Regions from separate parts of the Mus musculus genome. Here regions 1 and 3 are each linked to region 2. Evidence: chromatin loops called from intact Hi-C (ENCODE). Cell type or tissue: heart. All regions are shown on one strand. Region 1 holds the start of Gm28231 (a long non-coding RNA gene). Region 2 holds the start of Nt5e (5' nucleotidase, ecto). Region 3 has its middle 17 kb from the start of Gm28231.

Region 1 (8,000 bases), 69 kb before region 2:
ACTGAAATATATAGAAGATGTGTCTGGGGGTTGGAAAGTGAATGTATATACAGTAGTAAACAGAAGCATACTTCAGGGAAAGTAAATAATACCAAAGGGGCCATAGTGCTTCCTTTCAGGAGGCAGCAGAGATACATAGGCAAGCCGGAACCACAAAGAGAAGCAGGTTTTGAAATCACACAGACTTTTATCTGCTCTGAATGGGAAATAAGGCAGTGTCACCGGGTGGTTTTCTAGTTTCCACGGATGCTTGTCCGATGCCTCATCTGCTCTGGAGACCTCTAGGGCCCTTCTGAGCCAGAACAGAGCTCCTTTCAGTCCAGATGCAGATAATGAACTTGAAAGGGAGAGGAGATGAAGAGCTGCTGTCCGTGAAGCCCGGCTGGGCTACAGCCAAGTTCTGAGAAGGTTCCTGATTCTAGTGTGAGTCCAGAATAAGACTGGAGTTCACACACAGAAAGGTGCTTGAAAGCCTAGTATCAGCGGTTAACAAAGCAGCTCAAAACTCACTGTCTTTCAAAGTAACAACCATGCCTGGGCAGTGGTGGGTAGGCGGATCTCTTGAATTCGAGGCCAACCTGGTTTACAGAGGTTGTTCCTGTACATGGAAACGTGGAAACCCAGTCTCAAAAAAAATAAATAAATAAACAAGTTAATTAATTTAATTTAATAAAAATGAATACGCATTTTAGGTGCCAAATTCTTTTGCTTGCCTGACTTGGAGAAGCACACCCAAGGTATGTGTTCACCTGTACCACATGCAGCCCAGTACCTTTTCTGATATTGGAGCTGTCGGTGAGGTCATCCCCGTGCCTTATAGCAGTCAAGCAAGCAACCACATTTGTTAGCAGCATCTGTAAGGATTGGATTTTGAGTCACAGCTTAGGATGCTCCGTGCTGCCCTTCATTCTCCACATTGTACTGATTATACATCCAAAGGACGAAGAAGAAACCATTCCCATTAATCAAATAACAGAAAGCAGCACCATACTGCAAGAGTGTGGGGGTCATGGGGGGGGGATTTTGTAATCACATTTATAAATAATTTGCCACACTGTTTGAAAGCACCCAACAAAGAATATATATCTTTAACTGCAAAGGCTTATGGGTTATTTCCTCTCCTAGGAGCAAGGAACAGGTGTGTAGACCACTAGGGAGCACTATGGGGTACAAACCCTAGTGTGTACCATAAACGGCTGTGGAGAGTTTGGTTTCGGTAAGATTGTCAAGCCCAATCCTGGCGTTGGCTATTAACCCTGCAGGAGCTCAGCGGGTAAAGGTATCTCTGTCATAAGCCTGCCCCCCTGAGTTAGATCCCACATGAGCTGGATGTGATCGTGCATACCTGTAATTCCAGCATGCCTACAGTGAGACCGAGGGTCGCTCAGAAGATTTTAGGCCCAGCTAGTGTGTAGAGCAGAGGCAGAAATACAAGAGAGACCTTGACTCAAAAATAAGGTAGGAGATGAAAACTAACTCCCACAAGTTGTTTGCTGACTGCCATAGAAGAATGGAAATAAAGGTAGGAAGGAAGGAGGGAGGGAGGGAGGGAGGGAGGGAGGGAGGGAGGGAGGGAGGGAGGGAGGGAGGGAGGGAGGAAAGAAAAGGTATTCTATGAGAAACACCATAGATAAGATTGGATTTAACCACAGCCAGTACACTATACTTTATTCTCCTCATGCATTGAGAAAAGACCCCTATCAATTAAAACGAAATAAATGTGCATATAACGCTTATCTGGTGTCAAGGAATAGTCCCTTAATTAGAAATGGTACTCACAGAAGGCTCATGCCTGTTTCCAGTATCTGACTCAGCTACCACCTAAATTTACTCTTACCCTGGAGGTTCGGAATAGCACCGTTCTTGTTGCAACCTCAAGAATCACATCCACCAGGTTTGGCTACTGCAGCTGCCTCACCGTTTCCCTGAAACACTATGAGCAAAGCTGTATGCAGTGGAACACACCTGTAACTTTTTTTTATTTAAGTTTTATTGCACTATGATGAGAAAAGATACATAATTTCAATTTATCTGAAATTGTTAATATTTAAAAGTATATTTGAGTAAATAGATTTACATCACATTCTTCTTTCCCTTTTGTACCCCAACTCCTCCCAGAGACTCCCCTTCAATACCTATCATACCTTTTGTTATTTTAATCATAATCTTTAAATTTTATAAAATATTATAACAATAAAAATGAGTATTATAAAAGTTGTTTGATATAAAACAATCAATTGAACAGTCTTATGTAGATGCTTGTCTATAGAAATACTAAAAATACAGATGTTTTTCTCAATATAAATTTTAAATAATTCCAAATATATTAACCATATGATATTTTAATATACTATATCACTATTAGTTTTTTAATGAAAATAAATAGATAAAGCCTTTTTGTTGTTTGTTTGGTTTGGTTTGTTTTTAGCAGAGCTTAAAATCTTGGCTTACTGTGGTACAAACCCAAAATAAGAACAATTTTTGGACATTGGAGTTCATTGTAATAAGGCTGTATTTCAATGCCCCTCACATCACCAAAGGATTTTACCTCCTTAGTAGCTAAGCTAAGAGTTGACAATTCTGCTGCACCAAGGAATGAATTGTAGGCATGATTTTTGGGTACAGATTTCCTGCTATGGTCAAAGCTATTTAACTTGAGTGATTGTCTTCATTCTTGGCCCACAGGGAACAGGTTACACTCATTTAAGAAATGGTATGTGTATTAAGATGGTCTATCCAATGAAGTCGTTCATCAACTGTTTCAATGAAGAATGGCTCTGCTTCGAGGGTGGCACAGACATTAGGTGAGGGTAAGATTCTGGTTCCTTGGCTGTGATGATTTTGAACAGGATTCATCTCAGAATAAGAGTAACTTATAAAGTCCTCTTCTTCAAAATTGATACAATAATTATAAATACCAAGCAAAGCCTTCAGTCTCACTCCTTGCTGTTCTCTTACAGGCCACCTCCCAAATTAATTGTCTATATTTCTTTTGGCTGTGTAAATAATTTTTAAATAAGTAAGCTGTTCTGAAAACCATAGTATAAAAACATCAAATAAACCATTGTACTAATAGAGAGGCTGGGATAGGAGAAGCATGATTTCAAGACCATTATGTGGCACACAGCAAGACACTGTCACATACAAACAAGCAGAAAGTGTATATGGATTGTACAACATTGGACCTATTTCTCCAATTACCAAATTAAAGAGACCACTGGATGGTGGCCAACAAATTTCTAATTCCTCGTATTTTTGAATTTCAATTGATTAGGGTGTGTTGGTAATATTAATTTTCATATTAAGAGATATTAAGGAAAAGTTATTGTTACTTCCTGTTATTTTTGTTAGAGGTGGAATTATGTTTGTGTGGGTTTGTTGAAAGATTACTTTCTTCTTCTAGGGTGTAGATTCACTCCTTGAGTTGATGTTTCCCATCTATTACCCTTTGTAGGACTGGATTTGTGGAAAGATATTGTGTAAATTTGGTTTTGTCATGGAATATCTTGTTTTCTCCATCTATGGTGATTGAGGGTTTTGCTGGGTATAGTAGCCTGGGCTGGCATTTGTGTTCTCTTAGGGTCTGTATAACATCTGCCCAGAATCTTCTAGCTTTCATAGTCTCTGGTGAAAAGCCTGATATAATCCTGATAGGTCTGCCTTTATACATTACTTGACCTTTTTCTCTTACTGCTTTTAAAATTCTCTTTGTTTAGTGCATTTGGTGTTTTGATTATGTGACAGGAGGAATTTCTTTTCTGGTCCAGTCTATTTGGAGTTCTATAAGCTTCTTATATGTTCATGGGCATCTCTTTCTTTAGGTTAGGGAAGTTTTCTTTAATTTTGTTGAAGATATTTACTGGCCCTTTAAGTTGGGAATCTCCACTCTCTTCTATACATATTATCCTTAGGTTTGGTCTTCTCATTGTGTCTTGGATTTCCTGGATGTTTTGAGTTAGGAGCTTTTTGCTTTTTGCATTTTCTTTCACTGTTGTATCAATGTTTTCTTCTGCACCTGAGATTCTCTCTTCTATCTCTTGTATCCTGTTGGTGATGCTTGCATCTATGACTCCTGATCTCTTTCCTAGGTTTTCTAACTCCAGGGTTGTCTCCCTTTGTGATTTCTTTATTGTTTCTAGCTTCATTTTTAGATTCTGGATGGTTTTGTTCCTTTCCTTTTCCTGTTTGATTGTGTTTTCCTGTAATTCTTTAAGGGACTTTTGTGTTTCCTCTTTAAGGTCTTCTAGCTGTTTATCTGTGTTCTCCTGCATTTCTTTAAGGGAGTTATTTACGTCCTACTTAAATTCTTCTATCATCATCATGAGAAGTGATTTTAGATCTGAATCTTGCTTTTCCAGTGTGTTAGGGTATCCAGGACTTGCTATAGTGGGAAAATTGGGTTCTGATGATGCCAAGTAACCTTGGTTTCTGTTTGCTTATGTTCTTATGCTTGCCTCCCACCATCTGGTTATCTCTTGTGCTACCTGCCCTGGCTATGTCTGACTGGAGCCTGTCCTTCCTTTGATACTGGTTGACTCTTTAGAGTCAATCTGTCTCTGTGATCCTATGATTCTGGGATCTTGTGATCCTGAGATCCTGGGTACGTCAGAGCTCCTAGGAGTCAATCTGCCTCTGGGACCCTGAGATCCTGGTGTAAGCAAGGTCCTCAGATCCTGAGATCCTATGATCCTGGGCATGTTAGAGAGCCTGGAAGTGGAGCTGCCTCTGGGTGTTGTGGGGCTGGCTGCACAGTTTACACCTAAGATCTGCTCGGGGCACTGGCCCAGACAAACTGGAAGGAACCCAAGCCACTGGTCTGGCAGAGTTCCTGCATGCCTGGGTAGAGCTGGTCCCAGTTACGCCCAGTGTTGGAACAGATGTTGTGTCCTCCTCACTTCTAATCCTATGATCCTGGGCGTGTTAGAGTATCTGGGAGTAGAGCTGCCTCTAGGTGTTGTCAGCTGCTTACTTTTAAAGAATTCACAATGCAAAAGCGGTTGGATCTCTGTGAGTTCAAGGCCAGCCTTGTCTACATAGCTAGCTCCAAACCAGCCAAAGCTGCATGGTAAGACCCCATTACAAAACCCAAAACAACTTTTAGGGGAATGAAAACTTGAACATGCTAGTGCTTCTGAATAAAATGCCTTTTTAAATTTTTTATTTATTTATTTATTGCTGCTGGACATGCTTTCAATGTTTTCTCTAACATTTCTGCCTCTCTCTGAATCCACACAGTAACCCAGACAGGCGTGGCTCATCCATGCTTCTGGCTCCACCTCGTCTGAGAAGATTTCCCACCTTCTGACTCATTAGCTAATGTATCCATCTCATCCAGGACTTTGAACTTCTGAGGATAAAAACAGGTAAGCTCTGCTTATCTCTATAGTGCTAGGCAAATCCACAATCAATGTTTAAAAAGCAATCTAAGAAATGAATGAAAAACAAACAAAAGAGCTGGCTTGCCACAACATTAAGCAGCCCATAGTTCAAGCTGCTACCTTGGTCTGTCACTTAAGGCAGTAGGCATAACTGCCTCATCTACTTTGTATTTCCTTAGACCTTACACATAAAATGGTGTATCATCAATGTTCATGTTGCTCTCAGATAACTCAGATCAGTAACTCTGCTTTTAAGACTCCCTACTTCCCTGGATCTTTTTATTTTTCTATCAAGAGACTATATTTTGTGTTAAAACATCTCAGGTTACACAAGAATGCTCTTTCTTATTTTTACAGTAACTGTTCGTTTTGCATCTGCTGAAATGGAATGACTTCACTAGAGACCTGAAGTAGTCTGGTGAGGTGGGCTCTGCCCTCTGCAGCACACATGGCTTGTCTTCTAGACTCCAGCTAGCCCCACCACACTGTTACTGCTGTTCTTGGTGGTCTTGCCATAGTACTCCAATCTCCCAAAAGGGTGGAGTACCTTGTTGCATCTAGGTCGCACCTTCACCAGTGGCTTTTTCTGGCCTCCCACAATGCCAAGCTTCAGTTGTTCTCCATGACTCCTTCATGCCTTCAAAACCAGCACCACCTGGGTGACTCTTATTCTACCAAGTTTGCTGCCAACATGAGCTACAACCTTGGGCACTTCTGGAGCACAGCTTCTGCATACTGATCCCAAGGAAACACTTCCCAGATCTCACTTCAAGGATCCTGGTCTCTTCTTAATCACAACTTATTCTTCCTCCCCAGCTGACAACCAGCATCCATTGTTCCAGCAAAGAAAAGGTTTTACTTCAGTGATTCTGGCTCCAGGTGACCAGACACAACAAACACGTCACACAAAAAGGCCCAGTAGGGTCTTTGCTTTCCTCTGAAACTTCCCAAGCCAGGCCTCCAGCAGCAGCAGCAGCGCTCTCATCAGTGACCTCAGAACGGCTTGCTTACTGGAACCTGAGCACAATGGGACTGCACTGGTTCTAATAGGCAAGTGCTGCACTTTGGATTTTAACTGTCTCCCACTAGCTAAAAGGCTCACGTGTTAGCAGTTTACTTTTCCCTGGTGCTATTAGAATTGTTAACAGAGTCCATGACTTCTAGGACAATACTATAGCCTCAATCAAGATTATAATAGTTAAATTTGTTGAAACTGCTATGGGGGAAAACAATCTCTGAGGCAAACTTGAGATTACTAACAATGGGTGGTGAGGGAAGGATTTTTTTTTAATATTTAAAAATCCTTTCAAATTTTAGAATTGTTTTCCCTGTTATCTCTTCCCAGAGACAAAAACCTTAAGACAACCTTGAATATCTTCACAAGAAAACCAAGAGCTCTTCTGCTCCACCAAGATTAGGCTGTTAAGGCAACCTCAAACTATTCCTTGAATGTCTGCATAACCAGGTTACAGACACCAAAAGGCAATTTGCCATATCATAACAAGAGGACTGTCACAGTGATACATTTGGGGGAAAAGGAGTCACCGAATCAGGCTTACTGGGAACCTATCTTCCAGGGATTGAAGTCAGAGACAAATGAGTAGGGGAACCAAGATGAACGTTTCTTCATAAAATGGAGTTTCTTCGGCCATCACAGAATGCAATGAAAACCTTAAGAGGTGGTGCCTAGTTGGAGCAAATTGGGTGATTAGAAGCATGTCCTTGAAGGGACTACTAGGGCCTCATTCCCCTCCTTTCCCTGTCTTTGCTAAAATGAGATGACCAGCTTCCCTTTTTAGCTCCTATCAGAATAGTACGCCTCCCCACAGGCCTAAACCATGGGGTGACACCTACAAAGCTGTAAGCTAAAAGAAACTTTCTTCTTTTCAAATGATTAGCTCAAGTCTTTTATTATAGTAACTGAAAGCTAGCTAAGAAAATCATGTCTTCTGAGGCTAACACTATGCTTAAGATCTAAAGCCAAACCTTCAGATATAAAAGTGAAACTATTACCAAGATCTCACACTGGCCTCCTTTGAGATCACCATCAGATGAACTAGACAAGACACCTGGTCATATAGAAAATAGGTAAACTTTATTGCAGAGTAACATGAAACACTTTCAAGGGTGAGGGAAACTGATAAGGATAGGGGCCATTGTAGAGGAAAATACTCTTAAAGGTGAGCGTGGATGATGGCCAGGGTGGACACTGAGCAGGAGTGAGAGTAGACATGGTCCATTTAGCCTCCCTGCAGGTCTCTGGAACAGAGAGTTCTCCTAATGCCTGTCCTCCCTCCCAGTGATTGACAGCCTCCTCGTAAAAATCCCAGAAACCTTCTGACAGTTCAAGAAGTTATGTACCCACCCAGAGTCAGAGAGAGAGTTCAAAGTTCATTCTTTTGACCAAAATCATGTAACACAATAGAACAAGTAAAGAAAACAAAAAGGAAGTAAAAATAGCCATGTTTTACTAGGCAGAACCTGGGTCTAACTGAGCCTTTCCATTCCCGCCCTCCTCTTCCACACAGGGTTTCCTATGGCATTTTGAATTCCAATGAAGAACAATTGTTTCCCCTTCCTTTGCCTATCATGTTACCAGGACCACAGGGGGTGGGGCCTTAA
Region 2 (8,000 bases):
TGTAGCATCCACAATGTACCTGTGTCCAACATGGCAGTGTTGGGGTAGGTTATGGAGAGAGAAGAAAAATGTCTGGAAGCCCGGGAGCCTGGCATGGCTGTCCTCTGAGAGGCCCTACTGATTGAGCATCTGACTGAGACAGAATCAGATGCTTACACCCAACCATTGGGCTGAAGTTGGGGATCCCTATGATTGAATTAGGGGAAGGATTGAAGAAGCTGAAGGGGAGGGCAACCCTATAGGAAGACCAACAGTTTCAACTAAACCAGACCAGACCCCAAGGAGCTCCCAGAGACTGAGCCACCAACAAGGCAGCATACACCAGCAGGTCAAAGATCCACCCTGGCACATATGTAGCAGAGGTCTACCTAGTCTGGCCTCAGTGGGAGAAGATTTGCTTGATCCTTGAGAGACTTGAGACCCCAGGAAAGGAGGAGGCCGGGTGCAGTGCAGGGGAAGCACTCTTTCAGAGTCAAGGAGGAAGAGGGGGAATGGGATGAGGAACTGTGGGAGGGGGGACAGAGGGAGGGCAATGCCTGGAATGTAAATAAGTAAAATAATTAAAAAAAAGAAAAGGAAAAGAAAAAAAAATGTCTGGAAGCCATATATGAGATGTAAAGACTATTGAAAATTTATGAGTTGTGGCTGAACAAAGCAGGTGGACAGCATCCTACCGCAAGGGGCCAGATAGAAAGCCACCCCAGAGTTCCAGCAGACTCTGTGGGATACAAAGGTCCAGTGGTAACCACTGGACCAAGGCACACACTCTCAGTCCGGTGACAGTGAGCCAGCCTTATCTTCATAGCGTTTTGCCCCACCCTGCTTACTTTAGGAACAAGAGTTTTATAAGTTGGACTACTCAGGCAGTGACATCACTAGCTCAGCATGCCAAGGGATCACTGACTTAGTATACATGCAGGAAGTAGGTTCTTTTCTAGATAACACTAGTTTGCCCCAAACCCAGTGTCTTGAAAGGGAGTCAGTTGACCTCCAGATAGCCCTTATCAAAATGTTCTTCCTTCATTGTTTCCTTGAGTGGGTAGGAGAACGGGGAATGTTGATGCTCCACTTCCCTGTGTGATCACACACCACTGAACATTCAATAATATCTTCAAATTATGTATTTGCATCTTGTGAATTCCTACAGACTTGAGGATGTAGCTCGGTTGGTAGAGTGATTGTCTGGCATACAGGAAGCCCAGGGTTCAATCCCCACTACTGTGTGAACTGCACAGTGACACATGCTTTTAACCCCAACACTAGAAAGACAGACACAAGAGGAAAGAGCTCCAGGCCATAGATGACAGTACAATGAGCTGGAGGGCATCTTGAACTGCACGTAACCTTGTCAAAGAAGAAGAAAAAGATTTCTACAGTTCAATTAAAGCAGATGCAAATGACAGGGACAGAAGGACAACAAAATGGCTTCATGGGTCAAGGTACTTACAAGCCTCGTGACCTGAGTGTCATCGCTAGAACTTACATTGTGAGAAAAATCTGCCCTGAAAATTGTCTTCTGATCTTTACACATGTGTTATATGTGCACACTGCACACATACACACGAGCGAAATTAATAAATAAATGCATTTTTTTCAATTGGGGCTTTCCCCCCCTCCCTTTTTTGAGACAGGGTTTCTCTGTGTAGCCCTGGCTATCCTGTTACTCATTCTGTAGACCAGGCTACCCTCAAACTCAGAGATTTGCTTGCCTTTGCCTCACAAGCACTGGGATTAAAGGTATGTGCCATCACCACCAAACTAATAAAAAAAAATTTAAAGGAAATGTCTACAAGAAAGGACACAAATGGTCCATAAGTTTCTATTTGTGTTTCCCAGTTGGTTTGACATGCTGACCATCTTTCAAACCAACTGGGAAACACACATAGAAACTACAGTGAGATATCACATGTGCCATAAGGTGACTATCATTTAAGACAAAAAAAAAATAGAGTTGGTGAAGATGTACAGAGACTTTTCGTTGCATGTGAGAACAAGCAACATAGCAGGTCCTTACTTCACCTCCCAACTAAACTATTTCATCAGCCGTGAACCCTGGTCTGATTCTGGTTTCATACCTTATGAATAAGCTGCTATGAATGTGAGCATTCAAATACACACCTAGTGTGAAGTGTTGGCTTTTGAAAGAAAGGAAATGCTGACACACTGAGTCTTGAAGGCATTGCACCAAGTAAAACAAATTCCGTCAGAAAAGAACAACTATGAGGTCCTTAGAATGATCAAATCTATACAAACTGGTAATGCAATGTTGACTGCCAGAGGCTGGAAAGGAAGGAAATGGAGAGGTGGTTTTGGTTAGTTGGTAGTTTAGTTTGTTTGTGTTGTTGTTGTTGCTGCTGCTGTTGTTGAGGCAGGCTTCACTAACTCACTACATGACCAGACTGTTTTCCTGCCGGGACTCCCAAGAACTGTAATTATAGGTGATTGCCACCGTGTTGTGTGGGAGTCACTGTTTAATGAGTTTACAATGCAATCTTGGAAAGATAAAAATGTTCTGGGAAATGAATGATGGCAAATATCTGTAAACTTAGGACAGTACGCGGTAATGCACATCCTGTATATATGATGTATATTTTATTGCAATTGAAAAGCAACTTGGTTGTGGGTGAGATAGGGCCTCACTATGTACCCCATACTTTCAACTCTCAACTCAGTCTCCTGAGTGCTAGGATTACAGGTATGCCCCAATGTAGTGTGTGTGTGTGTGTGTGTGTGTGTGTGTGTGTGTGTGTAACAATGCAGACCTGGTGCATTCTGGAATTGTGTGGGCATTAGATAACTTCTATAATGACCAGAACACACGGGAACCTCACCAATACTCTTTCCTTTCTCAGAACTACTAGCGTGTTGACTATACTTCATTCAAACACAGGGGTTAATCCATTAGACAGGGAATTTGTGCTGTGGCGATTTATATTTAATGATTTGTTCATAACAAATATGGATCCCCACTATTACTGCTAAAAGCTTTACACAAACACACACACACACACACACACACACAAACACACACACACACAAACACACACACACCACAAAAGGTAAGGGAGGAGCGCCCCAGAGTAGCTGTCAGGTTTACCCGCTAGGATCCGCCTTAGCTTTCAGAGCTGGCCCTATGCCACCGCTGAGGGTCCCAAAGATTGCTTTGCTCCTGAGATTCCAGCTCGAATACGTGGAGCGGTTGCGTCCTCAAACCTAAGTAGCGTCTCGGCCGGTGTGTCCCGGTCCCACCGAAGCAACCTTCCAGCGCACCTCTCAGGCGGGCTCTGGACCCCTCTCACTCCCACGTTTGTCTTCCTTTCCTTCCCCCCCCCACCCCCCCCGCCCCAGCCCCTTCTTTTTCGGCGACCGAGCCACCGAGCAACACAAGCCGCTGTACACTCTTCTGGAGAAATCGGTGTAATAGAGAGTGAGGATCCGGAACGCTGCCCCTGCAGTTGTCACCGCCGCCCGCCCGGGGACTGCGGCACCCAGCCTCTCGGACCTGCTCGCTCACCAGGCGAACAACCTCCTCTCTGTTCCCTGCGGGCTGCGTGTGCTGGGCCAGAGGCTCCCGGGTGCCTCGGGTGCCAGGGTCGCATCGGGTGACTCGGGGAGTGTGTCTGCAAGCGGGAGGGCCTGGGGCTGGAAGAGGCGGGTCTGTCCCCGCCCCGCCCTCCTCTACTCCGCAGTTTAGTAGAGGCCCCGGTGGCCGGTGCTCACTGGGCTCAGGGCCAGTCCACCCGCTCAACGCGCTCTAGCCAGCCATGCGTCCCGCGGCCGCTAAGGTACCCAAGTGGCTGCTTCTCGCACTGAGCGCTCTACTACCACAGTGGCCCGCAGCCAGTGCCTGGGAGCTCACGATCCTGCACACAAACGACGTGCACAGCCGGCTAGAGCAGACCAGCGATGACTCCACCAAGTGCCTCAACGCCAGCCTGTGTGTGGGCGGCGTGGCCCGGCTCTTTACCAAGGTGCAGCAGATCCGCAAGGAAGAACCCAACGTGCTGTTTTTGGATGCCGGAGACCAGTACCAGGGCACCATCTGGTTCACCGTTTACAAAGGCCTTGAAGTGGCACACTTCATGAACATCCTGGGCTACGATGCTATGGTAAGGAGAAAGTTCCCGGGGTAGGAGTCCCAGACCCAGAGAGAGAAAGGCTGGAGAACTCGCTAGTGGTCTGATAGTGCTCAGAGATGTACAGGTGGAACTCGACCCAGGCCACCTAAGGATTCATTCACTAAGTGAGGGCGTCTCTTAGATTATTTTCTTAAACTGATGTTATTGGGGTCCCGTAGCGAACTGAGACAATTAGAAGAGGGACCCTACTGCCTACAGGTGCTTCAGCTCGAGCACTGAAAATTATCAAGGGCTGGAGACCCATCCCAGTCTCCTCCACCTCTCCCATCTGCTCTGTCTTCCAAACAATTCTTCATCCTTACTTTACTGAAAGGAAATCGGGTCAAAAATTATTCAGGTCACCAGCCCCCAAGGAGGAAAACACATCCGATTGGCTCTGAAGTCCGAGCACAATGAGCTCACCTCCTTAGGTCGATTTACAGGTCAGTTACTTTTCTGTGACCTTATACTAGTTATTTATTAGACCTCGGTGGCCAAATCTGCTATGAAATGCGAAGAAGAATGTTGACCTCAAAGCACTGTTGTGCACATAATATAATAATATAATCTCTGTAACTGTTAGTTCTTGTTGCTCCCAGGCACTGCCTCAAAAGAGCAAGTTAAAAAAAAAAAAGTCAGAGAGAACCCAAACGCGGAAAAGCTGGGATTTCAGGGGCTCAATAAAAACCGATTGGCTGTAGAGATTCCGAAAGAGCCTAACTGGAGAGATAAGGGGGCTGGGGATGCAGCTCCATTGTTAGAGTACTTTCTTAGAATTCCAAAGGCCCTGGATTTGATCCCTGGCATCGCCCAAACTAGGCTTGCAGGGCAATCCTGGTAAAGGTTGAAAGATCCAAAGTTCAGAGTCATCCTTGGTTACAAAAGAGAGGCCAGCCTAGCATGAGAGAGAGAGAGAGAGAGAGAGAGAGAGAGAGAGAGAGAGAGAGAGAGAGAGAGAGAGATTAGTCCTCACTTCCCAACACTCTGTTGGAGGTGATGCCTTGCTTGTTGAGAAGGGATAAAGAATAATCAAATAAAACATAACTGAGATGTAACTGAGACGTAAAAATTAATTGAGCCACCACTCACATTCAACCCAGTGTGGATGCCTCCGGTAAAAGATTCTGCCCTGTTCTGGGGAAAAAATCAGAGACAACAACAACAATCATAAGGGCTTAGCAAGAGAAATAGCAGGGCGAGTTCTCAGAACTCTGTGAAACCAGAGGGTGTGGGAGGGAAAGTAAGGTGCAGACAGCAGACTACCCACTGTGTACAGGAACAGCTCAGAGGTCAGAGAAGGGTGAGAGCTCCCTTCCTACTGAATATTGGCTTAGAGACTCTCAATGCAAGAACGGCTCTAACAGTCCTTAAGCCTACAGAGTTGTCTGGGGAGGGCCATCATGCTCAGCAGCAGCTTGGCAAAAGAAATTCCGACCTCAAGAACTCTGCAGTCTCTCAGCTTTCTTTTTCCACAGCTAGACCTACTCGAAGCTTTGCAAGTGGTAACGGCAATACAAACATTTACATATTCGGATTGTTAACTAGCTCACGTCTCTACTTCCTCTCAGAAGGGTGGATAAACAACGTCTGGGTTTGCTTTGATTTCACATATAAGCCACAACTTTACAGCATTTTCTTTTTCGAACACTCTTTTTCTTCTCATGTGGGTAAATATTCCTTAGTAAAAATGCGTCCCTCTTTAAGACAGGATGGGGCCACAACAATGTACTACAAGTTGGAACCCATCACCCTTGAATGTTTAGAATACTTTTTGTGGGATGGAATTGCTTTCTTACAAATGTCTATCCAAGTCATTGAAGTGGGGCCTGAGGAAAAATAAGCTACACTGGCCGGTGTCAAGAGTGGGAGGAGAGGGGATAACAGAATCTATAGCTCCACTTTTCAGAGAGGTCTTTAGAACATATGGGTGGGGTGAGTCGTGGGTGGGGTTCAATACACATGATTTGGCCTTCGTGGACCATAGCTTTCACGGCTGTAGCATTTGGTTCCGCTCTGCAGCCTTTGTATCTCACAGAGGTTTACACTGTTGTGTTGCTTGTATTTTACTAAGCCTTGGGAGCCTAGTGATCTTCTACTATAAAAAATTCCTTGTCTCAGTTCCCTGCTGTGTCTTGATTCTGCGATGCTGGAAACCCAGATCAGAGTGAACAGCTGCTGTAGAGGGGTATCTCCAGTTCCCCATCCATGGAAGCCAGTGTAGCCTCGGAAATTAGAGCAGGAGCCTCCAAGACATTTTGTACTCTCTAGACCTGCCACACTCATGAGAGAGTTGTTCTGGTGGCTATGGAGGACCAGGATGAACTTGAAGACCCCCTTAGGTTCTGCTGCTAGGCAGAAACTGAGAGATGACAGAAGCAGCCAGGGAGTGTAGCTGTCTATCCTAGTGGAAAGACTAATGCGCCCTGAGGGATGAGGAGAGAGACACACCAAGCTATTACACAAACCAGCTCAGAGGTCAGGAAAGCACTGTACTGGTTTGGGTTTTTGTTTGTTTGTTCTCTCTCTCTCTCTCTCTCTCTCTCTCTCTCTCTCTCACATCCAGGAGAAAGGCAGACAGGAAAAGAACTCGAGGAAGCTCAGCTGTTTGCAGATTCTCTTATTCTTTTCGGCCTGGTTATTTCTGAGCCTCATGTTCCTTAACTGGGAAAGGTAACCCCCAGCCTATGGACATGGTACAATGAGAAATCCCTTGCTCAATTAAAGCTTAGTTCTCTATATCTCGGGTTTGGGAGGAAGAGGACGTGACAGCTGTCATTTATGTGGGTCTGACAGCCTTCCCTCCACCATCTTTTCTAAGCACCACTGTCTAAACTGTTCCTTTTAGAATGTTTTTCCTTTTTAAGTTCTCAGATAGCCTAAACTGGTCTCTAACTTGCTGTGTGGTAGAGGATGTCGCTGAACCTCTGATCATCCTGCCTCCACCTCTCAAATGCTACTTTTGTGTTCCTGTCTTGGTTACTTTTCCATTGCTGTGACAAAATGCTATGACTAAGGCAGCTTACTAAAGAAAGCATTTAATTAGGCCTATGATTGCAGAGTGTTAGAGTTCATGATGGCAGAGCAAAGGCGTGGTATCAGGAACAGCTGAGAGCTCACATCTTGATCCACAAGTAGGAGGCAGACAGAGAGGGGTTCACTGGGAATTGTGTGTGTCTTCTGAAGCCCCAAAGCCCTCCTCCAGTGGTACATCTCCTCTAACAAGGCCACACCTTCTAGATCTTCCCAAACAATTCTGCCAACTGTGTTCAGACTATGTGTTCAAACATAAGAGCCTATGGGCTGTTCTCATTCAGTCCACTACTGTGCCTTGCTTTTATGATTTTTCCCACCTCATTCTACATGTGCAGTGCCCCTGTGTGTGTGTTTAGGTACACGGTGAACTCTTCACACCTCATTCTCTGGTCAATTTGGAGATGGCTTCTAATCAACCCCCCCTCCCCCCACGCGCCTCATGAATTCAGCTGTTCTAAATATCTTCTGCTGATTCCATTGTGAGAATTTTCATATTCAAGTGCAAAGTTACTGGTCACAATATGTATGCTTGGTTCCTCCTTTCACAAAGGATTGCCAGCTGCCTTCCTGAAGGCTTAATAACCCAGGCAAGAACATTAATCTTTGTATCATTACTCCTTCTTTAAAAAAAAAAAGATATTTTTATTCTCATGTATGTGTACCAGATGTGTGCTGGTGCCTGTGAAAGCCAGATCCTCTCTGGAAATGGAGTTATTGGAAGCTGTTAGCCATATGATATAAAGGCTGGACACCAAATTCTGTCCCCTACAAGAGTATCAAGTGCTCGTAACTGTTGAGCCATCTCCCCAGCCCTCATCATTGCCTATCCAGCTTGTCAGTAGCTTGTGT
Region 3 (8,000 bases), 51 kb before region 2:
CTCCTGTCCAGAATTATAGTGAATAAAATTTCTCCACATCATAGAATAACTGAGCAAATATTTGGCACATAACTGATGTGCAACATACTAGTGGAAGATGTAAAGAAGGAAATGAATATATGAGAGAAGAGGATGCAGTTGTGTGAGTTGACAGATAAAGCTGGAGTCCAGGTTAGGGTAGAATCAAACATTCTCACAAAAAGCATAGAAATGGGCAAGTCAGCACAAGGCACACGCTCCTAGCAAACTTCCTAAGCTGAGGAATTAAGAAACTCTGCGGCATGGAAGTGCCTTACAAAGTTGGCATGCTTTCTAAGCAAAAGAAATGTCGTTCAAGCAATGTGCCAAGGGCCGAAGAAGCTTTTAGTAAGATAGGTAGATATATGGATGAATGGGTGGATGGATGAATGGATGGATGGATGGATGGATGGATGGATGGATGGATGGATGGGTGGGTGGGTGGGTGGGTGGATGGATGGATGGATGGATGGATGGATGGATGGATGGATGGATGGAAGGACGGATGGACAGATGGACAGATAGATAAAATAAAAAGAGTAAATTGACTTCAACAAGAAGGGAGACAGCTGGGGACTGGATTTCTATCCCTACAGCAAGTTTTCTTGGTGCATCATTAGACTCCAATGGCCAGCCTTGGAACAAGGCACAGAGATGTGACTTTGGTCTCTCAGAGTCTCTGTTCTCTGGGCAACACAACCCTTAGCTGGGTATGAATGAATCACATCCTCAGGAAATGACAGCTGTCTGTCTAGATCGGTCTCTGGAAAGTCTGAAGAAACAACGCTTGTCCGCAGGATTGATGCAATTCTAAACCACACAGTTACTCAAAGCCTTGCAGGAGGTGTGCCCAGTCACTGGCTCAGCCTGGGCAATGCTGAGTCTGTTCAGGAAACGGGTAAGCCAGCTTAGAGCAGAGCCCTTGCTTAGTGGGTTGACAGCTTGCTTCTTGATTTTTTGCTTCAACAAATTGATGTTGAGGAACCATTCTGAAGCAAGGCAGTAAAGCTCCAAGCTGGGAACCCAGCTTTAGGGGGGTAGCATACGTGATATCACACTTCTCTTTTTAAAATGTATTTATTTTATTTTTCATTTATTTGTAGGTATGTGTGTAGGTATGTGTGCATGTGCGTGCGTGTGGTGGTGATGGTGGTGGTGGTAGTGGTAGTGGTGGTGGTGGTGTGTGTGTGTTTTTGTATGTGAGGAGACAAGAAAAGGGAATTGGAGCTGGAGTTATAGGCAGCTGGGAGATTCCTTTCATGGAGTCCTGGGAACTGAAATCCCACCCCTAACCACAGAGCCATTTAAAATATTTTTTAAAACTTACATATCAAAGTTTATCCAGGGAGCACTTTGATTGTGTAGCAGGAAGACTGGAGGTTCAGAACACTAGTCTAGGGCTAACCTTGTTCTGAGAGAACAAGGTAGTGTTTTTATGCTCACATATGCCACATGGGTAGGAAACTGGGCATCACTGGGAGAGCTGAGTCAATCTGGCTGGCAAAGGTTCAGGAAATCTGGATGAGGCCTGTCTGCACTGTGCACATAAGTAACACTCTCAGGCATGGGCAGGGTTTTTGTTTATCTTCCAAGCTGGCATGAATCCTGTGGGGAGCCAAGTGGAGTCACAGTGTGGTCTGAAGCAGGTCACATTAACCAGTCACTCCCCTCAGCCCTTGGTTTGCAACAGGTCTAAATAAATAAATAAATAAATAAATAAATAAATAAATAAATAAATAAAAGTTTGGCAAAGAATTCCAGAAAGGGATCTCAGAAGACAACGTAAGGAAGGCTCACTGGGGCTTTCCAGTCAAGCTGAGAGACTCCCAGGTGTCAGCCTCAATCCAGCACAGAAAGCCCTCAGCAAGGCCAGGTAGAAACATTCATTTGTTTCTCTAAGCTAAAACAATACATCCTTCTAGGTCACAGTTCCAAAAACTGCAGACCAGACCATTTCCCGGGAGTCTGATACAAGCGTGCTGCTATAAATTAAAAGTAAACACAGTGGGTTTAGTGAGACACAAAGCTTACAGAGAAAAGTGGGAAGCCCTCATCAGTGTTAAGGGGAAAAGTATAAACACGGCTTTGACTCAAATCGAGAGAAAAGGTGGAATCAAAAGCCAAGTGGTTTGAAATCTGGAAACTTCCTTTCTAAGGAAAGGTTTGTCTTACTAAGTTAATGTTTTACACACTTGTGCAAAGTCCAGGGTATATGCTAGTCCACATGGACATGTCCAGAGCTCCTAAGATCCACATAGTTCTGCCTTTGGTGACAGCACCCAGCTACTGGGTACTAGCTGTCATGCTCTCCTTGAATCCACCCACTCTCAGGCCCCTTAGCTGCCTCTTCTCTTCTGTGAGAGCTTCCTTTGAGCGTCTTCAAGCTCTAGACAGAGGGAAGGACAGCACAGAGGGCATAAGAACATTTTACACTGACACAGCTACATAAAGTGAGGCTTGGCAAGTTTATATCCTCTATGTAATAACTTGCTCCAATGATGGTCATGAAAGCCTCAAAGTTTAAATACAAATATGTGCACATTCTTAAGAACATAAAATGTATACCTAAAGACCTTTGTACATATAAAATCTGTATACTTTATACTTTGAGACTAGACAGATTGCACAGAGGTTAAGAGCACATACTGCTCTTCCAGAGGACCAGTTCCCAGCAACCATGTTGGGTAGATCACAATTGCCTGCAAATAACTCCAGCTCCCAGAGGATCTGATGCCTCTGGCCTCTGAGGACACTAGTGCTCACCTACACATACATATACATAATTAATAAAAAATTAATCTTTAGGGGGCTGAAGAAATGCTTCAAAGGCTAAGTCCACTGGCTACTCTTCCAGAGAACTGAGGCTCTATCCCTAGTAATCAGCGCATAACTGTCTGTAACTCCAGTTCGAGGGTATCCAATGCTTTCTTTTGGCGTCCATGGGCACCAGGCATGCATGAGATACACAGACACACAAGTAGGCAAAACATCAGTGGTGGTTTTAATGATGATACCCCCCCACATTGGCTCATATATTTGATTAGTTGATCCCAGTTGGTGTAGCTGTTTGGGAAGGATTTGGAAATGTGGCTTTATTGAAGGAGGTATGTCAGTGGAGATGGACTTGAATGTCTTTAAAAGCCCACACCATTCAGTTATATCTCTGTGCCTCATGGTTCTGACTCAAGATGAGCATCCAGCTACTTCTCCAGCACTATGCCTATCTGCCTCCTACCATGCTCCCAGCGATGATGATCATGGACTCAAACCCTCTGAAACTATAAGCACCAAATAAACACTTCCCATTTTAAATTGCCTCAGTCATGGTGTTTTATCACAGCAACAGAAGACTAACTAAGATAGTACCCTTACACATAAACTAAAATAATCTTTAAAAACAACAACAACCTTATGAACACCAGAAATAGGAAGAAAATGCTAGGAGTAGATCAGCCGGAACAATGAGTGGTTCCAGCAAACACGTTAGCCATGGTCTCTTTGCTCTTGTGCTCTTCAGTTATAGCTGTGGCATGTTGAAGTGGAGGGGAACTGAAAATAACTGAGTATTTGACGATAACAACCTGTTATTTTTGGAACATGGTGATTGAGTTGAACACAATCAAAGTACAGTGGTGACCAATCTCCCTTTCTTCTAGGATGAGCAAACAGATGATTAAACAGTGATGTCAGTGTCCTTGACCACACTCAAATGAGCAGCTGTCTAGCTGCTGCCTCTGCTCAACTGATGCTGTGTTTTGATTGTAGTCAGAAGCATTCAAACACAACAGAGTTGGTAAAGTGTTATGGGAGGAGGCTTGCTTGCCTCCACTCAATTGACATTGTATGAATCCAGAGGTTGTGCCTGTGTGTGTGTGTGTGTGTGTGTGAGAGAGAGAGAGAGAGAGAGAGAGAGAGAGAGAGAGAGAGAGGGAGAGAGAGAGAACAAGAGACAGAGAGAACAAGAGAGAGAGAACAAGAGAGAGAGAACAAGAGAGAGAGAACAAGAGAGAGAGCGAGAGGGAGCAAGAGAGAGAGCAAGAGAGAGAGTGTGTGTGTGTGTTGGAGGGGTTATAATCAGTTTTAGCTGATGTCTGTGCAGACATTGAATATGTAGAATTGTGCCACTACTGGAAGAAAATTCTATCCAAAAAAATGGCACAATAGTAACAGGAGGAGGAGAAAGAGGAGGAGGAAGGGAAGGGAAGGGAAGAAGAGGAGCAAGAGGAGGAGGAGGAGAAGATGATGATGATCACAGATTTCTCATAAAGAAAGCAACAGCTACTCAGCCCTCATGTGGAAAAATGTAAAAGTTCTCTCACAGCACTGCTGTCATGTGTCTAAGAGAGGACAGTTGGGGCAAGAGCAGAAGGGCTCCCCTGCGACAGATTCTCTTGCAATGGTGTCTCGTCTCCAGAAGACTGTGCGGTGCTGACCTCTCCCTGCTCCCTGTAGTTTCAGTCTATTTCTAGCTCCACAGTGAGTGAGTTTCCTGGAGCTACTTACAGGAACATGGGTTCCTTACAGGACCATGCTTAGAGGCAGCTGAATCATCCAGCGGAGGTGATGACTCATGGAGCTTGGAACTCTGGAGATCTGTGGACGACATGGAGTCCTTACAGTTTATACATGCATCTGGCAAGCTTGCGGGACTTCCTGAGATTTCTGAGTTGTTCACTGTCTGAGACATAAAGAGCCTCAGTTTAGAACCTTTTGAGTCTCAAGGAGCTTCTGTTCCAAGAAAGTAGCTACACAGCACGGTACACATGTGTCCTTCTGCCCTATGTCCTTTTCTCTGTCTTGGGAATTTAACACAGATTCCAAGTTTGTTCTCACCTCTTCACCTTGCGATGAGGCTTAGACAGAACTCATAAGAACAGAGGTAACCAATGTGGTGGTGCAGGCCTGAAAACCCAGCACTCGGGAAGAGAAGGAAAGAGATCAGGAGACCAAGGTTATTCTCAGCTGTATATGGAGACTAACCGGGCTACAGAAGACTATTGTTCAAGAGAAAATGACTAAAGGAAGGGAGTGTTTAGTGGAGATTTTACATCTGTGGTTGACTGCTCAAGGAAGCCCTTTCCCACACATCCCGTATATGATGATGTAATGTTGCTCCTGTGGGGATGAGGTCTTCCAGAAGTGCATGTGACAGTTGGAGGAAGCTGCTCCTAGCTAACACAACAAGTTGTGGGGGTGGCAGGGAGAGCTGCAACCCTGCTCCTGTCACCTGGCCCACCATTGCTCATTGCATTAGGATAGTCCCTCTCTATCTAACGATATCTGGTGGGCTTGTCTGTTTTTCCTACGAGAGCAGGGACTTTGTCCATCATTACCTGCCTACTGTGCCTAGACCATTTCCAGAAACCCGAAGGTTCTATCAGCACTGCCTGTATAAAGGCAGGAAGGAAACCTCCAATCCATCCCCAGAATCACTATCATCTGTGGTCCCGGCTAGAGAGATCAGGGAAATGAAGTTTCCATACCTAAAACTTCATCCTGAGCACACTGCTTTGCTTGCAGGCTTCCCTCTGGCAATACTGTAAACATTGTAAAATAAGCCTCATAACCAGGAGCCAGGTAGTGACAGCACACACCTTTAGACCTAGCACTCAGGAGGCAGAAACAGGCAGACCTCCATGAGTTCAAGGTCATCCTGGTCTAGAGTGAGTTCCAGGACAGCCAAGGATATACAGAGAGAAACCTTGTCTCAGGAAACCAAAACCAACAAACAAACCAATGAACCCCACAATCTGGCAAGGGGTGGAGGGCTCTTGATCTACCCCTGCTTAGCCTACTTATCTAGTCTCTCACTTGGCCTCACACTTTCTACTCCAGATGCTGTGAGCTTCCACACACTCTGCATGCTCCTCCCTCCTTGCTCTGCATGCAAGGTCCGCTCTGTTTGTACTCATTCTTATCCCTTCCAGTCTCACAGACCTTGTTATACGTTGAATACTTACTCAATTCCTATCTCTTCTAACAACTCTTTCTTTTCACTAAACCCCATCAGATTTAGAAATATGTTCCAGGTCTTCGGACAAAGTCAGTGGAGGGTTGAGGGGGGGACTTGAAAAATTAGATGTGATAAGTCAGGTAGGAAAGCATGGTAGATTTAGTGACTAAGGAAAACCCTGGGCAAGCAATCAGAGCCGTCCTGAGGCAGGGTGTCTTCCTCTTTGTTTTTGTTTTTTTTGTTGTTGTTGTTGTTTTGTTTTGTTTTGTTCTGTAATGTAAAACAACATGGTACAATAAACCATGTATCATTTATTTCTGATGAAACATACAAACACTTTCCACTATGATACAAAATGCATTTGTTCACCTACCAACCCTAGAGATCATTGTCACCAAAATACATTAGGCAGGGAGGGTATACATCATATTTCATAGAATACACATAGAACGTTATAAAGTGCCTTTTGCTTTATAGAGATAAGTAAATAATAATAAATAGCATTTCTTGCATTGCCATCTTACTTACTTTTACATTATTTATCATCTGTGCCAGAGATCAGACTCTGAGTTACACATTCCAAAGCCACCCTTTTCTACCCCTGCATTCTCATCATATTTAAAATCTCATTCCTGAGCTCAGTGTGGGAAAGGGCACGTGCTGCTAAGCCTGACCACCTGAGTTCAAATCCCAAAGTCCACAAGGTGGAACGGGAGAACTAACTCTTCAAGGTTTCCTCTCGCCTTCATGTATATATAGACATATACAACAAATAAGTAAAGGTAATTTTTTAAAACCCCATTCCTACTTAAAGTGATAAATATATTCATGTGTTTCATATACAATTAATACAAATAGCCTAAAGGCAATTTAAATGTTTCTATGTGCCTGCGTTCTGTATGCTGTCACCTGAGTGAAGGTGTGGGATTGTAGCAGCATCATTTTGGGACATCAAATAGAGTTGAAATTTTTGGAGCATTTTATAATTTGGTCTTTTAGACTAGGGAATATTGATTGTAGTAGAAAAAGTTGTAGAACTGACCTAAAGACCTCTACAAACAATGACACTTGGAAGGCAAACTAGTTACCAGCAGCCCATTCCTGCTTGTACATTTGCATCATGTAAATGATTATACTTCGGTTCACACAGATAAAGTGGCTACACTTTTCATTAGGGACTTCTACACTACAGGTCACTACAGGCCATCTTAAATCAGTAACAGGAGTGAGGGAACACAATGCCCCTGAATTAAAGAAGTTAACAGGCACCATCTGGGGAATGTGAACAATGCCACATGATAGCTCTTCCACTCTCTACTGAAATGCTGAGACTTATGATTGGAATTTGCGTGGAACTGCACTTGGCTCTCTACACTGCAGTGCTTAGTACACAATCCAAAAAGTTCTGATGTGCCCCACACTTACAGCATTAATTTAAAAGGAAGCCTGTAATGATATTTGCACTCAGAAAACTTGTCCTGTTAAGGAGCAACTTTCTTTGCAAGAGTACTAAGTGGCTGCAGTTTCTGGATTATGTTTTTAATATTTCAAAAAATTAAATAGTTCAAATTATGATCTCGAGGTGGATGAGAAATTATTATTCATTTAAGTTATAGGGAAGACACATAAAGTCATACTGTAAGATAATAATGTTGAAAAAAACTATCTTGCCTACAAATTTTCATCTTATTTGGCTCTGGTTGTTATTTCAAGTCAAATGTCCATCATAAGAATTATTTTGCTTCTGGAAGAACAACTTTCCTAATTCATATGAACTGATCATAATGGCACAATGTTCTTCATTATAGTCCAGGCTGACAAATCCAAAGGTGCAGGAAAGAACCGGACAATGATCCTGAAGTAAAGTCGATCATAAATGTTGATTCATATAAACCAGATTTCTCACCTCTTTAATTTTTCATAATTATACCAGTACATTGCTGAGAAAGGCACATCTCTAATAGTAGGAGCCCAGCCCTTCCAAAGAGAAATCCAACCATCTTCAGACAGTCTCATGCTCACAAATTGA

The links. A loop is a pair of places that touch in the nucleus more often than their neighbours do. Peaks named below come from ENCODE experiments on the same cell type or tissue, not always from the same donor. Only the 100,000 strongest peaks of a DNase experiment are listed, where the experiment ranks them.
Region 1: it touches region 2 in a loop (2.2-fold over the local background); 8 of 42 quality-filtered maps call a loop at or near these places.
Region 3: a loop joins it to region 2, with 5 times the contacts of the local background. A loop is called at or near these places in 6 of 42 quality-filtered maps.

Annotation. Positions count from the first base shown.
Region 1 is chr9:88,254,962-88,262,961 of GRCm38, forward strand. Gm28231 (a long non-coding RNA gene) reads left to right here and starts at 4,926. Exons shown (of 3, transcript XR_379685.2): 1 at 4,926-5,065; 2 at 5,236-5,363; 3 at 5,736-8,000. In heart, no CTCF peak of the experiment used is centred here; a DNase peak (open chromatin) is centred at 4,820.
Region 2 is chr9:88,323,922-88,331,921 of GRCm38, forward strand. It overlaps Nt5e (5' nucleotidase, ecto), which reads left to right and starts at 3,688. Exons shown (of 9, transcript NM_011851.4): 1 at 3,688-4,109. The coding sequence starts at 3,765. Gm51281 (predicted gene, 51281) reads right to left here and starts at 1,881; the gene lies at 1,822-1,881. In heart, a CTCF peak has its summit at 3,756; a DNase peak (open chromatin) is centred at 3,640; H3K4me3 peaks cover 1,527 bases; H3K27ac peaks cover 949 bases; H3K27me3 peaks cover 614 bases.
Region 3 is chr9:88,272,666-88,280,665 of GRCm38, forward strand. It overlaps the pseudogene Gm5066. Among named protein-coding and RNA genes, the nearest start is that of Gm28231, 17 kb to the left of the region's middle. In heart, no CTCF peak of the experiment used is centred here; a DNase peak (open chromatin) is centred at 1,516; H3K27ac peaks cover 922 bases.